2 separate regions of the Mus musculus genome follow, and region 1 is linked to region 2. The links are chromatin contacts, found by POLR2A ChIA-PET in ENCODE. All regions are on one chromosome and are shown on one strand. Each heading gives the region's core, a stretch centred on a gene start or an enhancer-like site at or near the end of the contact. The rest is flanking DNA. Distances are from core to core; before and after follow the strand shown.

Region 1 (5,990 bases), core at 523-3,022, 46 kb before region 2:
ATCCAACCCCCTCTTCTGGCCTGTCACATGCACATGTTCAGATGCGTGCACACACATATGCACATAATTAAAAAGAATAATCTTTTTAAAAAGAAGGGGTATGGAGATGGCTCCGCAGGTAAAAACACTTGCCACTCAAGGATGTGAGTTCAATCCCCAGGAAAGGGGTGAGAACTGGGCTTACAAGGCTGTCCTCTGACCTTCATACATGCTTGCGCGCACAACACACACACACATTTAATTTAATTTTTTTTTAAAAAGAGTTTAGGCCGGGCGTGGTGGCGCATGCCTTTACTCCCAGCACTCGGGAGGCAGAGGCAGGCGGATTTCTGAGTTCGAGGCCAGCCTGGTCTACAAAGTGAGCTCCAGGACAGCCAGGGCTATACAGAGAAACCCTGTCTTGAAAAACCAAAAAAAAAAAAAAAGAGTTTAAAGCCTGACAAGCCTGACTGGAAGATGGCTTAGTGGGTAAAACTGCTTACTGCCAAACCTTATGACCTAAGTTGTATCCCTAGAACACACATGGTCGAAGGAAATGACCACCTCCACTGCCCCTGGCCCCACATGGTAGATTGTACATGTGCACGTTGGTATACATGCATGTTCACACACACACACTAAATAAGTGATTTAAAACATTTTAAAGCCAAGTGGTTGTGGCACATGCCTTTAGTCCCAGCACTCAGGAGATAGAGGCAGGCAGGCTTCTCTGAGTTCAAGGCCAGCCTGGTCTACAGAGAGAATTCTAGGACAGCTATGGTTACACAGAGAGACCCCATCTCAAACAAACAAAAGACTTCCTGCTGGGCTGGAGCTCAGAGTATACTTGCTTAGCATATCTGAGATTCTGGGTCCAATCGCTAGTTGAAACAAATAACGCTTTTTTTTTGTATTTTCTCTGTGGCTTTGCCAACATTTCTTCCACCTCCCAGCCTTTACCCCCATTGATTGGTATCTCCTGCCACCTCCTTCCATGGTGGGAGGAAGGTGCTCGTAGTATGTATAAACAGAGCACTCAGAGTCAGCAGCAAATAGCAAGTTATCTCAAGTTGTGCCTTGAACCTACATCTGAAATAATAATGTGCTTATATGCATAGTTCTTCTCTTACCATCAACTGATTTGAGGTCATTGAAGCACCAACCCTTGAAACTATATGTTTCTCTGAACCTGACCTCCCTCTACAACAGTATCTTTCTAGTTGAGTACTAGGATTTAAAACAAACAAACAAACAAGGCCCCACTGAGTATCCATGGCTGGCCTGAAACTCAATATATAGACTAGGCTAACTTTAAAGTCAGAGATCTGCCTGCTTCTGCCTGGAATAAAAGGTGTGCACCACCATGCCTGGCTCTAGAGTTGTTTCTGGGGTTTTTTTTTTTTTGGTGTATGGTGTGTGTGTGTGTGTGTGTGTGTGTGTGTGTGTGTGTGTCTGTCTGTCTGTCTGTCTGTTGTCTGTGTGTCTGTGTAGCTGGGGGTTGAACCTTGATCTTGAAGCAGGCTAGACAAGCATCTACCCTAGAGCTCTACCCTCAGCCCTGTGAATCTTACTTAACCTTAGGTGGCTGAGAGAGGATTTTGACTTTGAAGAGCAGGTCTCACACCAGCTGCATTGTGGGTGGGGCCGGGCCAGCCTGTCTTCTCAATCAGCTGCTTTCCTAGGCCGACCTGAGGGTTGCTTGAGACTGAGGCTGAGTCGTAATGGGAAGTGGGGGTGGAGCCTGGAACTGGGAATAACACAGGGCTTTATTAGCCAGCTCCCTGTTGCTAAGCAGCTGTCATTAGCCAGTTAGATCTCCCCTGCCGCGAGTGAGCTCCTTCGGGGAATGGCAAAGAGATACTAATAAGTCGGGAGAGCAGCAGCTGCTGCAGGAGGTTGCATCCCACCTGGGATAGATACTGCAGCCAGAGATGCTTCTGCACGTTTTGTGATTCAGACTCCAGGCGGTTGCTAGCTAGCCTGACTCTTTTCAGCAAAAGGGACTCTTTCCCTCCTGCATCCAGTGAATAGCTTATTCTCAGACTGTCTTCTGCTTTCCATCCAGAAATGAACAAGTTAAGTAGCTCTTCAGCTATGGTAAGGAAGGAAGGCAGATGTCCAAAGCAACTGGTTTCTTTCCTCCTGTGCTAGAACTTAGCCAAGGTCATGTGGTTTGGTCCAGTGATGAGATTTTGGAGTCAGACGGACCAAGGTTTGCATGCTGTTCATGTCTAACTCATAGCCAGTTAGTTGTTTATTTTCTCCCCTGAGCCTGTCCCCAGAAGATAAATTCCAGCACTGGAAGAGCTCCTCGGGGCTAGGGGTGGGTGGTTAGCTCAGTGATCAGGCTCTGGAGATAAAAAAACTCAAAAAGAGCCATGTAAGCAAAGCATGTAACGTGGTATCCAGGGACACCTTGTTCTCGAACCGTCGCCGGAAACCTTCCTCAGAAATAACCCGGGGTTCCTAGGAGTCCATGTTCTGGCTACCTGGGGAAATCTGAAATCTGGGCACACAATCGGGAAGGAAATGAATCATATCGAGTAATTGATATTAGGGTTGGACATTATGATCCACTTATAATCCTAGCACCCAGATTGGGGAGGTATAAACAGGAGAACTACTGTGAATTTGAGGCCATCCTGGTCAACATGAGTTCTAGGTTAGCCAAAGTAATACAGCAAGACTGGTTCCAAAAAAGGGGGAAAAGTCGTTATTGTTGTTCAGTAAAGGTATGTATATTAGTTGGGTCAAGAGTCTAAAAGTTACCTCAAATAATCCAAAAATAAAGCTGGCCATGGTGGCTCACACCTTTAATCCCAGCACTCAGGAGGCAGAGGCAGGTGCATCTCTCTGAGTTCAAAGCCAGCCTGGTCCACAGAGTGAATTCCAGGACAGCTAGCTAGGATAACACAGAGAACCCTTATCTCAATCAATCAATTAAAAAAAAAACCTATCTTAATAAATAAAAACTAGTTACATGTGGTTTAGCTGAAATAAAATTCAACTGATACCTGTTAGCTATTTTAAATTGAGCAGTAGGTCTATGGGAGAGCCTTACTTTTGTGTATGCTTGAAATCTCCCTCAACCAAATGAGTTTTAAGGAGAAGGATAAGCTGGGACATGCAGCTCTCAGGGGCTGTCTTGATCCAAAAGTTTGTGCTACACAGATTGGTTGCTGGCCTCTGGGGTCTACCCAGGAACGGAGTCTAGAGGAACAGGGACATTGTAGAGTAGTATCACAGCCACAGTCATCTGACAGGGCACATGGTGACCAAAGACTCTAGGAGATAGTGGGACTCTTGCCACTGCGGAAATGTGGTCAGCTTTTGCACAGAGGAAGGCTGTGTCTCTTGTCACATTGTCCCTTTAGGGCAAGGCAAATGAGCGCCTGTGGCCTGGTTCTCATTTCTCACCTCTATTCCAGAAAGCCAGACCAATTCTTTCTCCTCCTCAGCAAATCTATAGGGGAATGTTGTTGTCTTATCTGGGGAGTTGAGCAAAGCTGAGGGCCCCAGAGTTGAAGTAAAGTCAGTATCACCTTGTAGGATGAGAGAAAATGTGTCCCAAACAGAGGGAGGATGTCCACTGTGAGTGCAGGCTGTCATTACCAAACCCAGGGCAGAAATGGGTAATCAGAGATCTGAGGTGTGGAAAGAGAGGGAGCTGGGGGAAGAGAGGCCCGTGGTGCCTGAGGGCAGCCTTTCTGCGGCTCCTGCTCCACCTGCAGCCAAGCTCCAACTTGTGGCAGTTTCAGAGTTCCACTGGGAGCTTGCTCCACTCCTTCCATCCCCTCCCCTGCCAGCCAGCCAGCTCCGCCTGTCTCCACTGTCACCAGCCTGGACCAGTACAGCAAAACTCTGCTCTGGGTGTTGCCCCCACAGCTCCAGGACCAGGTTGTGGATGACTGCTCCACCCACACTCTCCTCCCTCAGGTTCTCCATGGCAACTACAACCCAACTCCCCCACTGCACAGATGGCATTGGGGAGAAAGGTGAAACTGAGCCAGAGGTAGTGTGCCTGCTTCTCTCCACGCTTACCTTCCTCAACTCCTCTTGGTCCTTAGGCCAGCTTCCTGCGGTGCTGTGCTAATTGTGAGTGCTGGATCCCTCTCCTAGCACAACTGGGTAGTCCTCTGAAGGCCATTTAGTAAGTGCCACAGTTGCCAGGACTTTTAATTGCTGAGCAGAGATGGAAATACAAATGTATATGCGCCTGAGTCACAAGGTGGACTCATCTCATAGACCTTCCTGACGTCTTCCCTGTTTCTGAGGGCCCTTCCCAACCACTGTATTAGCTTCCGTCCATTTTTGTGAGTGCCTGAGACTCAGGCTTGTCATAGCACGTAGAACTGTTTCTCTCCCTGCCAGGCTCAGGTTACCTGCTGCAGATTTTAGCAGGTACTGGCTAAGCGTGAGGATGGAAACCATTTGCTGCAGGAGCTGGGGAGAGAGTGGGTAGGTGCTACGGCCAGAGCAAGCATCTGGGGTTGATTCTCCCCAAGACTGGAGAGGGTCTCCAGCATCACCTCACCCTGGGAACCGTTGGTGGTCACCTACTCTATTGTTAGTATCATCTTGAGCTGGTAACTTATTTACCTGCTTCTGAAATCAAAGCTATATGAAAGTAGCACCCCTTTCCCTGCAGCATTCACGCCCCCCCTCCCCAACACACAGCACCTTTGCGTGGGTACCCAGTTAGAGGGTTGGTTATGTCACTAGTTTTGGTTGTGAGCCCAGCTTTTAATGGCTGAGGCATCTCTCTAGCCTATTGTTACTGTTTTTAAAACCCAATAAAGATGTGAGTAAACATGGCGGCACACACCTGTCATCTCAGTACTCCGGAGGGAGAAGCAGAGGGTTAGAAGCTTAGAGATCTCTAGGCCACATGAGAGCCTGTCTCGGGCCCATGCTGCCTCCTTTATTTTAAAATGATTCACACAGAGACTCACTGTGTAGCCCAGGAGTACCAGACTTTACAGGCATAAGCCACCACACCTGGCTCTGCCCACTCTTTGTAAGCAGAAGGTGCCATGCAGTGACACCATCCTGTACCTTGCTTTTTTAAGTTTCCCCTGTTGGTTCCTAGAGAGCATCTCATTGTTTCTTAGAGCTGAATGCTACTCTCCTGTGTGAACAAACCATATTTATTTGGCCTGACCCCTGCTGATGGACACATGGGTGGTTTCTAGTTCTTTACTAGTATAACTAATTGTGCACTTACACCACTAGGAAAAAATCCCAGAAGAAGGATTGCTGGGCCAAAGGTTTTCTGCACCTTTCATTGAAAATACCAAATTGCTAAATAGGAATGATGTCACTAACCCTCCCACCAGCAACATAATAGCAGTAAACCTGACTTCCTGTATCTCTCCATCTTTGTCCTTCAAGGTTTCTATTCTACATCATAGCCCAGGCAGGGTAAACTTTCAACACTTCTGCCTGGGCTATGATGTAGAATAGAAACCTTAGTATAATGTAGTCCCTTAGGCAGCAGAGATTACAGGCTGGTGCCACCAGATCTGATCCAACGTCTCCATTCTAAATGATCACTTCAGTGGTTTAATCAGTGTGTGATGGATTAAGACCAAGACTGGTAGGCTGTAGCCCCAGGTAGCATTTGCTAAGCTTTATAACTTTGAAGAGCTCGAGGAGCCACTCAGGCTGGTCTCTCCTGTGGTCATCAGCTTTCAAGTAGGAGGACGGTTATCAGTCTTCAGTGGGTGTTCATAGCAAGGTGCTAGAGTTAAATTTAGCCATGCTTCTGCCTCTCAGAGCTTTCCTGTCAGTGTGATGGGATGGATGACAGTGGAGAAGGCTCTCTGGGATCATTTGACCAAACCCTAAGAGACGCCAGAAAATGATGATAGACGGGGCTGGGGTGTGTGTGGGTGTCTCGTGGGGTGGGGGGTGGGGTCACACCTGTTAAGTCCTGTCTCAGTAACTCTGCTTCTGTCTTTTTTTTTTTTTTTTTTTTTTTTTTTTTTTTGGTTTTTCACGACAGGGTTTCT
Region 2 (5,289 bases), core at 2,315-4,814:
GCCCAGCACTGTCACCCCTGACTGGACAGCAGAGGCTGCTGTAGGACTGCACCAGTCCACTACTGTTTCCTGCTCCTGCCCCTAGCTCTGCCTCTGCCTCATTTCCCACCCACAGGCTCCTCTGAGTACACTGGAGGGCCAAGCACACTGGTGGTGCCGGGGTCTCCTGTAGGTACAATCTGTGTTTAGGCCGATTTACAGAATGTTCCAGCCCACAGGTGTACTACACTCACTCTCATACAGGAAGACTCACACCTCCTCCAGGTTTTGCACCCCAGTGAAGTCAGCAAGACCATCTGGGGTGGGGTGGGTGGAGGGTAAGCACTGAACTCCTGCTGACTGCAACCTTTCTAAACTACTGAAGCCTTCTGTGTACAGGAATTCTCCCTTCCTGTATGCTAGCTACCAGAGCTTGGCACATAAGGCAGGCACTTCTGCACACAACAGCAAGCTCCCTCCAAACCAGAAGAGAATAATTCAAGTCATCTCCACAAATGCTGGCAAAACCCAGGCTCAACCCTCCTCTGGGCACTAGCACGGCCTTGGCCTTTCCTCTCTGTCATCCTTGCTTAAATGTGCATCACACCCCCGGGTTCATCACGTGACCAAGCTGGTCCACGGCAGGCTTGACCTTGTAGGTGGGAATGGAGAGGACAAGAGAACCCTGCTCAGAGCTGGACATCTGAAGTAAGTATCTCAGAGCATGAGCAGTTCTGGTCGGCAAGTTGGTATCACCTGTGGAGGTTTTAGCCCGTGGGAACCACATCTGGTCTTGAGTTCTTGGAGTAGATTTGGCTCACCAGTCCCCACCTATCTATCCTTTAAGACCCTTTGGTCCAACACCAGCTAGCTGTGACCTGAGTGCTGAACTCTGCTTCTCCCCACCTCTCACTATTTGGGGGAAGGGCTGTGTGATTTCTTAAGGGGGCTTTTCCCAGGTTCCTCTGCAGAGGCGCATCCACCAACCCACATGCCCTTACAGGTAGGCTTAACAGAGCACAGCAGAAGGGGGGGGGGGGGCTTCACCCTTTTTCTATATGGCTTGGAAGGTGAAATAAGAGTTCCCCAGAGGCAACAGTAGGGTCAATCCTGTTCCTCTCTCCAAGACTGCCTGATTACATGGGGGGGGGGGGGTATGATTGGTATTCCTGATCTGCATTGTGTTGACGGTAGCAGCAGATGACTCTTCCTCTCAAACTCTTCAATTTTCCCCCTCCCCACATCCGCCGCTGAGAGGGGTATACTAGTCGCTCTGGTTAACCACCAGCACTTGCTTGACCCTGCTCTGGACTCAAAACACAAAGGGGAGGGACATGTGGACAGATACCCCAGCCATCCATTCTGCAAAAAACCTAAGCACTTGGGTCTTGCAAATCTCCAGTGACTCCTGACCTTGAGTGGCTACTCGGTCTGACAAGGCCTGCGAACCTGCAGCTCCTCCGCCCCTTGCGGGCTACCACTCCTCCCGCCCCACCGCGCGGAACAAGCTGCAGGCGCGCGCGCGCCTTTGTGCGCGGGCACACAACACACACACTACTACCTCCTGCATGACTCATCACTGAAGCAACAATAGGCAGAAAGAAAGGGAAGGAGGGCGAAGAACTCCACCACAACACTACCGACTGAAGGGTTCTGAGGGGGTAGGGGAACCAGGAATCCCTAGGAACTGCACACACACTGCTTCAGAACTGAGGCCCTCACAAGAGGCTGGAAAGCGGGGGTCTTTTCCCTTCGGCCCCTATTTAAGCAGCACTCGAAGGCTAGGGACCATAGCCAAAGCGGGTGGATGACAGTCTCATAAACCCTCTTTTAGCCTCTGAGGGCGCGCCAAAGTTTACCCTTCTTAGGCGAGCTTATAACAATGTGGCCGGGTTGTTGCCAGAAGGGCTTAGGGACACTGTTAGTGGGTCAGTGAGATGTTACTTATAGATGTCACCCTGAGATTCTGAGGATTCCCTCGCTACAGGATCAAAAACAGGAGGATCCAGCAAGAGCCTAGGTGAACATAGCTCCTCCTACCCAGGGCAAAGGCTCTCCCTGGGAGATGGCCAGCAACCAGAGCTGGAGGCCAACCCGACTCCAGGCCCCTCGCCAGCCCCGCCCAGACCCCGCCCCTAGGCAACCGCGAGGCGGTGAGGAGGGGCCGGGCCGCACAGTCCCCAGCGGGAGTGTCCCCCGTGCACGTGGTCGGGGGCGGGGCCTGACTACGTCAGCAGTCCGGGTAACCAACGGGCTTGGGACGCAGGCACACGCAACATTCCAGCCAAGAGCGGGTTTGAAACGCGCAGACACGCCACATTCCACACCGGCTAAAGCAGGGCAAGGCAGGGGGGCCTAGGGCTGCCCCCAGCGACCCGCGGGACACTCACATGCACCCAATCAGCGCAGCTCTCAGCCAAAGCTAGACGTGCGACCCAGCCCAGCTCTGGGAGGCGGGGTCAGGCGGGGCTGGCCAGGATCATAAGACACGCGATGTCATTTCATTCTGCAAAGGCCGCCTCCGCCCCAAGCAGCGCGTAGATCTGCCGGGAGCGCTCCCCGCACCCTCCAGCCCAGGCCAGGGAATCCGAAGAGCAGCTCGGCGTAGAGTATTCCCCACCCCCACTCAGTTACGCACACGCCCACTCGTGTGCTGTACAAACACACCCGTGTACAGGTCCGTTCATCCGCTCTTCCCCGGTTCCCATCACACATCATCTTGGTGCTCACACGCAAGCACACGCGGGTCTGCCACCCCCACACATCAACATCCCTCTCCCCATCCCCCGGTTCACACATCCTCAATGGTAGCGAGGGCGCCGCCCGCCCACAACTAAGGGGCCCCCCACTGAAGGTGTACGGGGGTGCCAGTCAGCTAGGGTGGTACCCGCAGAAACTGGGTCCTTCTTTGCATGTTAATGAATTCATTAATTATTTTCAACGTTCGCATCACTCCTCCCGGACGGCAGCTCTTGCGGGGAGTTTGTGCCCGGCTTTTTAGGTCGCGCCATAGAGGGGCCTCCCTGCGATTTCCAGTGGGTTCAGGGATCGGGGTCACTGGCCTCCCCTTCTGCCCAGTGCCCCAGGGGCCCAGCCGGGCCGCTCACCACGTGCTCTCTGTTGTTGCTGCGCTTGCCATTCCAGGAAGCGGGCCGCCTCCAGTAGCGTCTCTATGCTCATCGCGGCGAGAGCAGCCGGGGGCGCGCCGGGGCCGAGGCTGCGGCCCGCGAGCCAAGCACAGGTCAGGCTGGCGGGCCGGCAGGAGGGAGGGATCACCTCCGGGGGGCGACAGGGCTGGGCGGCGCAGCGCACTCCTCAGAAAAGAACGGGGGAGCACGGGGAGAAAAATCAATGTCTCCCAAAATATTTGCAAAATAAAAATTTGCAAATTAAAAAAATTTTGATGCAAAAAATAAAAAAGGCGGCACTGCCTTCTTCCTTCCTTCTTCCTCTTCCTCCCTTCCGATGCCTCCCGCCCCGCGGCCCCCGGAGTCCCGCCGACAAGAAAGGGCTTTGCAACAAGATGGCGAGGAGGCACCGACACACACAACAAGGGAAGGAGCCGCGCTGCCCCCGGCCGCCGCCCCCGCTACTACACCGGGGCCGCAGCCAAAGCCCGGACCGGAGCCCCCGCCCGCAGGGCCGCGGCGTCTCACTGAGGGCGGGGCCGCGCCAGGGATGGCCCCGCCCACCGCGCGCGCACACGTGGCTTGGGTGGGGGTGAGAAGATGGAACCAGGCTTCCTCGCTGTTTCCGCTTTCCCTACTTGCCCCTCCTCTCCGTGGCCAGCCACAAGTTAAACGGGGTTTGCGTGCTTAGGGCATTCACGGCGGGATCTGCCTTGCTGAGAGAATGGGAAGCCCAAGGCTTCGGTTAGCTGAGACAGCGGTGACACAGGTCAGGGAGACCTATAGTCTGACCCCTAGGTCTCTTCGCCCCACGTAGACACGACCTAAATCCCGCAGCCGTCCGGTCTGTCGCAATTCCCCCCGGGATCCGCCCCTGGGCGGAGCTGACAGCAGGCTGCTAGAGTCCTGACAGAGGGACGGGAGAGCTGATCCCGTTCCGGATTTTGTCTCTGTTCCTCCCCCCGCAGTGCGTTCGCATCCTATTAGGCTACATCACCAGGCCGCCCGCCAATGGGCGGGCAGGACAACACGGCATGGAGCAGCTCCACATGGACACCCCGCGCCGCCAGCCTTCGGTTTAAAGGGACAGTGTCTACAGGGTCGTATTAGCGGGTGCGGATAGGGCCACCGGGTGACGGAAGGGTGAGACACCTACAGGGGAATTCCGCAGTCCATCCCCTGCTTTACATTACCCTCCCATTCAAAACCAGGGCTTACTTCCCTTCTCCTAAATTCTTTGTCCACCGGTTTCTGATATGGGTGGGGACTAAAAGTGTGCCACTCTAGAGGGCACCTCGTTGTTGGGCCCCGGCACCAGTAATCAAAAGGAGAAGCGTCCAAAGCCCAGGCCGAGGAGGCGTGGCCTAAATCAGGAACAACAACGTGGAGGGCGGAAGCCGCGCGCTACCCTAGCGGCCCGCTGGGCGCGGGGCGGGGTCGCTCACTGTGTTGGGTTGGAACCGCGCACTCTCCTAAGCTCGCCAGTCAGTCTTTATCTTGGCTGCAGGGCTTAGGACTGTCCCTAGGTACAGTCAGAAAGATCTTTGAAGTCAGCTTGCCCAAATCATTGCACTTTGCAGGTAAGAAAACTGAGGCCCAAGTGAAGGGACTACTCCAACTGCTCCTTGTTCATTGAGCAACTCGTAGTCTAGTCAGACCTCTCTCAACCGCCAGCTGCCTCTTACCACCTCGGGTCCTCGCAAAAGTGAAGAACTATCAAACTGCAGTTCAGGAAGGGGGCTGAGCACTTACATCTTCTTGATTAGGACAACAAAAATATCCTACATCTGGAACTCTCTTTGGTGGAAAGCCATACAATCTCCATTCGTACAGTTAGCATTGAAAAGCACTAGAATATTATGGGCACAACGAAGCCGATGCAATTACTCTCAGTGCTAGGGATAGTCAGTTACCTGTTAATGCTTCAACCTCCATGGTAGCCAATGCAAGGGAAATGGAGACATGCCAGTCGGTGCTTTCAGGATCTTGGGCTCCATCGCACAGCACCGGAAACCCAACCATAAGATCGTAGAGCGGGCCACCGTGACAATCCAACCTATCCAACATTACCTGCCTACTTCAGGAGCTGCCAGGAACACAGAACAAAAGAGGGTGGCGGGTCTCCCTTCCCCTTCAGGTTTATCCTAGAGAAAGACACCCGGCACAGCTGAATGGAGTCTTT

The links. ChIA-PET counts read pairs that join two places held with the same protein, here RNA polymerase II (POLR2A).
Region 1: POLR2A ChIA-PET joins it to region 2 with 14 read pairs in embryonic stem cell. The contact joins the enhancer-like site here to the promoter of Mnt in region 2. POLR2A ChIA-PET finds 5 or more read pairs at or near these places in 4 of 5 experiments (Patski and embryonic stem cell).

The regions. Positions count from the first base shown.
Region 1 is chr11:74,872,757-74,878,746 of GRCm38, reverse strand. All of the region lies in intron 2 of Sgsm2 (small G protein signaling modulator 2), which reads left to right. Among named protein-coding and RNA genes, the nearest start is that of Mir6926, 7.6 kb to the right of the region's middle. Within about 2 kb of position 1,772, at least 2 of the 3 ENCODE cell types and tissues checked have a DNase peak (open chromatin) inside an H3K27ac peak, as active enhancers do.
Region 2 is chr11:74,829,199-74,834,487 of GRCm38, reverse strand. It overlaps Mnt (max binding protein), which reads right to left and starts at 3,564. Exons shown (of 6, transcript NM_010813.3): 1 at 3,087-3,564. The coding sequence starts at 3,159.